Regions from separate parts of the Homo sapiens genome. Here region 2 is linked to region 1. A link is an interaction called in ENCODE POLR2A ChIA-PET data of the cell type or tissue named here. Cell type or tissue: K562. All regions are shown on one strand. Links, peaks and the distances in the headings refer to the core of each region. The heading gives the core; the rest is flanking DNA.

Evidence for each region. ChIA-PET counts read pairs that join two places held together with the same protein. Peaks named below come from ENCODE experiments on the same cell type or tissue, not always from the same donor. Only the 100,000 strongest peaks of a DNase experiment are listed, where the experiment ranks them.
Region 2: POLR2A ChIA-PET joins it to region 1 with 5 read pairs; 2 of 35 experiments call an interaction of 5 or more read pairs at or near these places.

Annotation. Positions count from the first base shown.
Region 1 is chr6:158,203,350-158,207,906 of GRCh38, reverse strand. No RefSeq gene overlaps it. Among named protein-coding and RNA genes, the nearest start is that of GTF2H5, 37 kb to the right of the region's middle. In K562, for the core only: a CTCF peak has its summit at 2,431 (motif pointing right); a DNase peak (open chromatin) is centred at 2,466; H3K27me3 peaks cover 2,022 bases.
Region 2 is chr6:158,761,139-158,765,695 of GRCh38, reverse strand. SYTL3 (synaptotagmin like 3) reads right to left here. Exons shown (of 18, transcript NM_001242394.2): 16 at 3,518-3,620; 17 at 2,187-2,392; 18 at 825-1,201. The coding sequence ends at 1,092. It overlaps MIR3918 (microRNA 3918), which reads left to right and starts at 943; the gene lies at 943-1,035. RefSeq lists a silencer at 2,545-2,839. In K562, for the core only: no CTCF peak of the experiment used is centred there; a DNase peak (open chromatin) is centred at 2,645.

The DNA.
Region 1 (4,557 bases), core at 353-4,352:
TATCAGAATCTATAATCAGGGGTAAATGAAGGCAAATCATGAAATTATTTTGCTTAAAATGCTTCCGTGGCTTCCCATTGCCTACAGGATGAAATCCAGACATTTTGTCATAAAAGTACAAACTTCTACAGGATCTCCTCTCCTGCCCTTCTCCCAAACACACTCTATTTGTCTGCAAGCCTAACTGAACAGCTTTTTTGCCATTCTTGGAACATGACGTGCTATTCACCTCCATTGTTTGGTTTTGCCCGTGTTGTTGTCTCTGCTTGAAAGCCCTCTCTTTTCCTGTTGCCTGGTGAATCACTCATTCTTTCAATTTCAGTATGAATGTCATCTCCTCTGTGAAGTTTCAGGCAGCATTAGATGTTCCCATCTGTCTCATGTAGCATCTGATAAGTACTTACGTGATGGTATTTTCCATGTTGTTGTCTCTTTCCTGCACTGGAATCTGAGCTCTGCAGCAGCAAGAATTTTGTTTTCATCTCACCAGCCCCTAAGACAGTACCTGTTTGTTGAAGGATGAAAGAAGACATTCTGAGCAATGTGCTGTGAAACCAGTATGCCTAGACATCACTGGTGGCATTTTCAGCTGGTACCGTCATTTTGGAGAGCAATTTGAGAAATATATACCAAGGACCACAAAAATATTGAAATTCTGTAAACCAGTGACTCTACATCTAGGAATGTTTCTTAGGAAAATAATTCAAAATTTTTGGTACAAGTTATTCATCACTGTATTAGTTAGGTATTCAAAATATTGGAAACCACCTCAATTCCAGCAATTGGGAAATGGCTAAGCAAATTATGACATGTTACAAAGATACGTCAGTCATTAAAATTTGATTTTAAAGAATTATCGGGCAACATGGAAAACATTTTATTTTACACCATAGGACACACATTTGCATGCTTACTCGATTGCAAATGCTCCTCTAGGATTGCCTCAGGACCTCGCTGAGAAGAGGTCGGCTTTGGGAATTGTCAAGGGCAGACAGAGCAAAGAACTTGACTAACTTGAATCCAAACCAAAACCCTTCCAGGCTGGGCGTGGTGGTTCATGCCTGTAATCCCAGCACTTTGGGAGGCTGAGGCAGGAGGATCACTGGAGGTCAGGAGTTTGAGACCAGCCTGGCCAACATGGTGAAACCTCATCTCTACTAAAATAAAAAAAAATTAGCTGGGCATGGTGGCGGGTGCCTGTAATCCCAGCTACTTGGGAGGCTGAGGCACAAGAATCACTTGAACCTGGGAGGTGGAGGTTGCAGTGAGCTGAGATGGCGGCATTGCACTCCAGACTGGGCGACAGAGCAAGACTCCGTCTCACCATCTCAAAAAAAGAAAAGAAAAGAAAAGAAAAGAAAAGAAAAGAAAAGAAAAGAAAAGAAGAAACCCTTCCAGAGCAGAAAGTCAGAAGTCAGAGAAACTAGGCACAACTCAGGTTACTCAGATTCAAAATAATCTCAGCTGGCTAACTTCTTGTGCATTTGGAATCCCTCCTGCAGGGCTTGTCCATCTGGCGATGTGTGGATCTCAAGATCAGCTGTTAGAACTAATATGATATTTTAAAAACTTGTTTGAAGATTTTTTTAATATTCAAAAAGCCACAATAAGATTTTTCAAAAGAGGATTGGTGGTGCATTAAAGGCCAAATGAGTACAAACAGAAAGGAGGGTTTGGGTACTTGCTGTGAACTCTGTTGATCTCGGGAGGCCCTATAGCTGAAATGACTTAAGGCGTAGGGTCAAGGCAGACAGCAATCAAGTAAGATGATATATGCATATAGGAAAAGGACCCAAATTCCATCCGCTGGGTTCAAGGCGGGAAGGAAATGGTTCTGGACTATACCATTTGGTCAACGTAGAGATCATAGTTAGCTGGGCTCTGGACTGAGCCAAGTGGGAGCTTTCCCCAGGCCAACTGCCTAAAGAGGCCCTGAGCTACGGAGGAGCAAGCAAATTGGCAACGAGGGGGTGGGGAGAGAAGGAGTGGGCATCACAAGTCAGGAGGGGGCCTAAGGTGCTGACCAACAGATCACCAAACTCAAGATCAGAGACAATGGGAAGACAGCTGCACGGGGAAGGGATGGGAACCAGGAGGGAGAGCTCATATCACTGTGCAGGGGGACTGAAGGCCGGTTCTGACATGAGTTTCTAGAATGTGCTCATCTTCCCTACACGCAGGGCCTGGAATGTGTCACTGGGCCAGGAGATGTCCACAGAGCAGCAGCGCTCACCTGAGGAGATTTGGAGGAAATACACCAAAATGCTAATTTGCATTAGATTAGGGTAGTGAGGTTGTGGCTGACGTTTTTCTTATTTTTCTGTAATATGATGATATTCTTTTTGTAAGGAGAAAATTAACATTTAAAAATAAGAAGTGGGCATTGTCAATAGATTCGAATAAATTCTGTTACCATGCTGGATAAGACCAGCAGATGACGCTGTTTTCTTGACTGACATAGCTGGAGGGACCCTGAGTGACCTGGCGCACAGGTGTTGGCCGCCCTGCTCTCTGGTCACATGTCTTTTCTGTTCTGTGGGTTTCCAGGTCACAGCTTAGGGCTGTACCCAAGGTATCCTGCTGACAGGGTGCATGGGGGCTGGAACCATGTGGAAGAGGGGCACCTCTTCCTTCACCTAAACGTGCTGTCCAGTAGCAAAGCCGGCTTCTGCCACCTTTTTCTAAGTCACACAAAGACACTGTATGTGGCAGGTGGGTGCTTCCCCTCGGTAAGGTGGGGCATCATGGAATTTATATTGCTTTTACTAATGTAACTTTGGCCCTATTTCTTGTGAAGTAATGAGCCTGGCTTTATTTTGCTAAAGGCGCATTTGCCCCCGGTTGGCATCCTAAAGCTTCTTCACATTAATGCCAGACCTTGTCTTTAATCCCCAAGTTTCTCCCCGGAACGGGGGTGGAAGTAGAAAGGAGTTTTAGGTCAGTGTTTGTGAGGTGCTAGGTGGATTGACAGCTAGATAATGAGTGCCGGGGAGACCCTCATCTGACGCCTTAACTTGCCATTTCTGTGGTTCCTGGAGTCAGCTTTCAAATCCTCCCCCTTGCCCCACAGTGGCTCCCTCATGGCCAGATTTAATGTGCATCCGACTCCTCTGGGAAACCCGGTAAGATGCAGATTCTGATTCAGTTAAGTTAGGAATGCGCTCCCAGGTTGGGGCCAGTGCTGCTGGTCTGGAAACCCTCTTGGTTTCTCAGGTCTCTGGAGCCTCCAGACTCCTCTGGCAGTGGCAGAAAAGAAGTTGGGGACTCCCCAGAGAAACCTGGTTAGTGGAAGAAAAGGGTACTTCCTTCACGGGGTCACTGCTCCTCCGAGTGGATTGTGGACTCACGGAGGGACGTTCTAGAACACTCTAGCCTGGCAGCCCAAAATTTGGCTTTCCAGGGAAGAAGAGGCCTCAACTGTGGTGATTCTGAGGCTCTTGGTTTCATAAGAAGAGAGGAAGATGCAGAGGGGACGGGGAAGACCTTTGATCATCACTTGAGGCCATGGAGTTTGTGGGCTTTGGGAGTGCTGAGGCTTCCTATGGACAGCTGTTCTCCTGGAGACCCAAGAGAGAGACCTGGCCCTCCCCTCCTTTAAGGCAAAATGATTTCAACATCACCTCACCTGGCTAACTTCTGGTGCATTTGGAATCCCTTCCACAGGGCTTGGCCACCTGGCAATGTGTAGATCTCAAGATCAGCTGTTAGAACTAATATTATTTTTAAAAAACTTGTTTGAAGAGTTAATGTGTTCAGCTGCTTTTGTTCTTCCCAAACGGAAGTGTCACATGAGCAAATAACATACTCTATGATTTGGGGATGGCAGAAAAAGAATCACCAAGCAGAATAAACTTCTATTTTTCTTTGGAGCTCTGTTAAGTACCCCATTGGACTGAATCTGGGTTTTAAGGAAACAGAAATCATTACAATCTACAAAGCAGTCGTATTTCCTTCTCATTACTCTTCCTCAGATTACTCCCTCTGCATTAATTCCTCCTGAGGATACGATTCAGAAAATGTGAACTGCTCAGGTCATCACGTTTCAAATCCTATGCCTGTCTTTCTTGCTGTGTTGATTAATATTTTCGGCTGTGCCTGCTTAATTGTCAATCAATAATGTTCCTTTCTGGCTTCTGCCAATATTTTATGTTCATTTTAGAATTTCCAATACAGAAGTTTAACCCAATATATTAATATCAATTTAGCAGAGAGAGTATATCTCCTAAAACATTACCACTTGTGAAGTATTAGAATGTTTATTTATTTATTTATTTATTTATTTATTTACTGAGACAGAGTCTTACTGTGTCACCCAGGCTGAAGTGCAGTGGTGCAGTATCGGCTCACCACAACGTCTGCCTCCCTGGTTTAAGCGATTCTCCTGCCTCAGCCTCCCAAGTAGCTGGGATTACAGGTGCTTGCCACCATGCCCGGCTAATTTTTGTATTTTTAGTGGAGATGGGGTTTCGCCATGTTGCCCAGGCTGGTCTTGAACTCCTGACCTCAGGTGATCTGCCCACCTCAGCCTCCCAAAGTGCTGGGATTACAGGCGTGAAC
Region 2 (4,557 bases), core at 298-4,297, 560 kb before region 1:
TCGTCTGGGCTCTATGCTGTCCTCTGGCCAGGTTTCGTGAGGGGCCGTGGTGTCCCTGGGGGTACACTGGTAAGTTGGAGCTGACCAACCCAAGACATGGTGCTCCATGGGTCACCTAACCTCCTCGAGATGGTTTCCACAGGAGAGAAAGACTGCTCCAACACTCATCAGGCTCCTCTAAAATGCTCCTCATAGCCGGGCACAGTGGCTCACACCTGTAATCCCAGCACTTTGGGAGGCCGAGGTGGTCGGATCACGAGGTCAGGAGATCGAGACCATCCTGGCCAACATGGTGAAACCCCATCTTTACTAAAAATACGAAAATTAGCCTGGTGTGGTGGTGCATACCTATAATCCCAGCTACTTGGGAGGCTGGGGCAGGAGAATTGCTAGAACCCGGGAGGCGGAGCTTGCAGCAAGCCAAGATCGTGCCACTGCACTCCAGCCTGGTGACGGGGAGACTCCGTCTCAAAAAATAAAGTGCTTCTCACAGCGAAGCTGTGACTCCCCCCCCCGCCTTGAGACAGGGTCTTACTTTGGCCCAGGCTGGAGCACAGTTGCATGATCGGGGCTTACTGCAGCCTCAACCTCCTGGGCTCAATCCTCCCGGTTCAGCCTCCTGAGTAACTGGGACTACAGGTGTGTACCACCACACCTGGATAATTTTTTGGTTTTTTTGTAGACAGGGTATCTATGTTGCCTGGGCTGATCTCACACTTCTGAGCTCAAGCCATCCACTGCAGCCTCCCAAAGTTGCTGGGATTACAGGGGGGAGTTACCATGCCCACCAGCCGGCCTTTTACCTCATTTGATAAGCACTGGAGGACATGGGTAACAACGTTTATTAAAATCTGGCCATTTTCTACATCTCAAAGAGGAGATAACCCACCAGAGGCTTAGGTAACATAATTGTGTTTAACGTAAATATACACAGATACCAATAGGCGGTTAAGCCATGGGACAGGGCCGCAGATGGAGACTGCTCAAGGTCAAAGGGGTCTCCAGCTGGGACCCTGCACCTGGTTCGTAGCCCCTCTGCAGACGCACAGTGCCTCACGCCTGCTGCAACCTGGAACCTTGAGGCCTTCATGTCAGTGCAGGACAAGAGTCATGTCTGTCCATAGATTGGGGCTGGAAAGGACTTTCTGCCACTGGAGCTTCGATAGTGAGCATGCATCCCCGCCAACAGCTGTGTCTCCCTCTGTAAGAGAGGAAGACAATTTAGCCATGGTCGGGGAGGGCACCACTTCATCCCCTCTCATCCCTTTAAAAATGATGACCAGCCAGAAGTTTTTCACCTCAAGTCCACATTAAAAGGCCAACCACTGATGACAGACGCCGCCACCACCACTCCCACCCCAACAAAGCTGGTGTTGAGACTGGGATTCACGCAGGCATCCTCTGCTCTGCGAGGCTCTAACAGCCTGGAGTTCTGTAGTTTGAAAGTGAGGCGAGGACTCTGGTTTGGTGGGCTGGGTCTTCACCAAGGGAGTGGATAGTTGCACACCAGCATGGCTAGCTGGGTGGGGCCGTCTCAGACTGGGGGCTGGGCTTGCCCATGGGAAGGGATTCTTAGAGGAAGACAGTATGCTTTGGACAAAATATCTTTGAAAAGCAATGGAGCAGTGAAGCTTATTTCTCTTCAGTCACTGGTTCTCAGTTGGAGGTCCTTGGAGATGTGTGCAGGTGTTTTTGGTTGTCATCATGTCAGGGACACTGCTGGCAGCCAGAAGCAGTGCCAGGCACAGAACCTCACAGCAGAGGGCTGTCCACCTACCATGCCGGCGGTGCCCTGCCGAGCGGCTCTGGACAGCACTGCTGTTCTGACCACTTTTGATGAAGTACTTTCTGAATTGCCATTTGTTTAAGAAGATATTTTCATTTAAGAAAATAATCCTTTTATGATTGACGCCAGAAACAAAAGCAAATACTGTACCTAGCCCGTTTGGAGGCCTATAATTTTTGTTTCTTTAGCAGATCTAAATCTGATTTAAATTGTCAAAATACTTGGCTGTATTATGGCTCAGCTGTAGAGTAAAAACTAGACTTAGGCATTTCCAATTAAGGCAGGCTAGGCAATTTCAAAACCAGTTAAGTCACTGCCCTGGTGGAAGCATTTTCTTTGCACGGTACCCATTAGGATAATCACAAAGTATAAACGTTTGGGCTCAATGTCTCAGACTTACTTGAACCAAGTCTGGTTCCTCCAAGCAAGCGGTCGTTCATTCCAAAGAGGGCCTGATCCCAGACAGTTAACTCCAAGCTTGACTGCCTCAGCTGAGCTGGGGTTACGCCACTGAAGACAAATGAGTGTTTCCACTGGGGGCAAGCCTGCTTCCTCAGGACTGGCGACTTCAGTCTCAGTTTTTGTTGGTCTGGCAGAGTGAGACAGCTGAAGAGGGAACACAAACCCTGCAATCATTGCCATCCACACGGCCTTCTCTCCTGAGGCCTGTGCGTCAGTGCAGACGGGAAGCACTAAGAAAAGTGCCAAGTCCACAACATCCACACCCTCCCCAGTGAAGCAGGGTGGGAACCACAGGACTCGGCACATTTCCCTTAGGGCCGAATTCTGCATCAGGTATGAAGGGCGAGCTGCATGCTGAGGCCTCGTGGCCCTCATCTTAATCTTTCCTCCTTGGGGTGCCTCCCACCATGACTGCAGATACACGTTATCTCCTTTTAACCCTGTTCTCAGGAAAATCAACTCAGACAAGCTTGTCCAAGGCCATGCAGATAAGCAACAAGATTAGAACATAAGCTCAGTTCTCCTTTTTTTGAGACGGAGTTTTGTTCTGTCGCCCAGGCTGGAGTGAAGTGGCACCATCTCAGCTCACTGCAACCTCCTCCCCCCAAGTTCAAGGAAGACTCCTATCTCAGCCTCCAGAGCAGCTAGGATTATAGGTGCCCGCCACCACACCCAGCTAATTTTTGTATTTTTAGTAGAGATGGGGTTTCATCATGTTGGCCAGGCTAGTTTTGAACTCCTGACCTCAGGTGATCCACCTGCCTCAGCCTCCCAAAGTGCTGGGATTACAGGCACGAGCCACTGCGTCCAGCCTGAGTTCTATCTTGACCGTCATTTTTCCCTATGTCACTGACGGGGAGTTTGCAATTCAATGTAATAATGGTATTTGCCTTACTTTTAGAGGGGCCAATGCACCTATACTGAATGAGAATGAAATGTGGACAGTCATGCGTTTTACTGTTGGTCCAAGAGGAGATGTTAAGCTTAGGAAATATTTACTGACCACACCACATTTTCATGCTTGATTTCAAAACTGGCTTCCTGATATCACAGAACTGAGAAGATTAGGGTTTCGAGTACTCCAGCATGTACACATCCCGTGAATTTTTGGAAATCAGGGTCTTTAATATGTGTTGTTAGATTTTCATAGGAAAGCTAAAATAAGACGTTTTAAGTGGCTTACGTTTTTTAGTGTTCGCTGCAGGTTCTGGGCCATGTTGTGATGTATACTAGATCACCAATAAATATTTGATTACATCGAATACCTACCCCTTAACAAATGAGTTCAAGGTGCCATCTGGCCGCACAGGTAAATTCTTGGCTCCTAGCACTACCAAACAAAGTTGACCATGAAGTGATGGCTGATCTGTCCCTGGAAGGAAAGCCAGTATTCACTGTCAAACCATGTCTCCTGATACGTTAGTATGCAGTACCACCACCCCAAAACCGAGAGCTCAGCTAGAGAATCTGCTACAGCCCTCAGACCCCGAGAGAGCAGATGGGAGTGGTGCAGTGGGCTCTGCTGGCCCTGCCCACAGGCTGTGGCGCTGCCCACACCGTGCCGCTCTGTGGTCAGGTGGAGGACAGGATGGAGGGATTACTAAGATCCTAGAAAAGAGTAAAGAGGAACGCAAGGAGAGGGAAGATGCCGAAGTTTGAGTCTAGTTGTAGCCAGAAGTTTGGGGGAAAGTGAGAGCCCCGAGACCCTGTCTAGGAGGTTGGGATGGCCATGGGGCACTTGCTGCTGGTCTGCTGGTGACCCCGTGAACTTGGGTAGCAGAATTTCCTCTTCTAGCCAAATAGGGAGTCAGCAAAATACACAACAGAAATGTGCATTCTGGGCCGGGCGTGGTGGCTCACGCCTGTAATCCCAGCACTTTGGGAGGCCAAGGTGGGCGGATCATGAGGTCAGGAGATCGAGACCATCCTGGCTAACATGGTGAAACCCTGTCTCTACTTAAAGAAAAAAAACAAAAAATTAGCCGGGCATGGTGGCAGGTGCCTGTAGTCCCAGGTACTCGGGAGGCTGAGGCAGGAGAATGGCATGAATCAGGGAGGCGAAGCTTGCAGTGAGCCAAGATCGGGCCACTGCACTCCAGCCTGGGTGACAGAGCAAAACTCTGTCTCAAAAAAAAAAAAAAAAAAAGAAATGTGCATTCTCCCAGTCCTCCTTCCCCGCCCTCCTCCTCCTCCACCCTCCTGCTTTCCACACGCCCCACGTTATTGAAGGAGTAAAATCTCCATAGGGTCCCTGAGGACCCTCCCTCCTGACCTACTTCTTTTGCTGGGCAGCAGCTACCCACATGCCT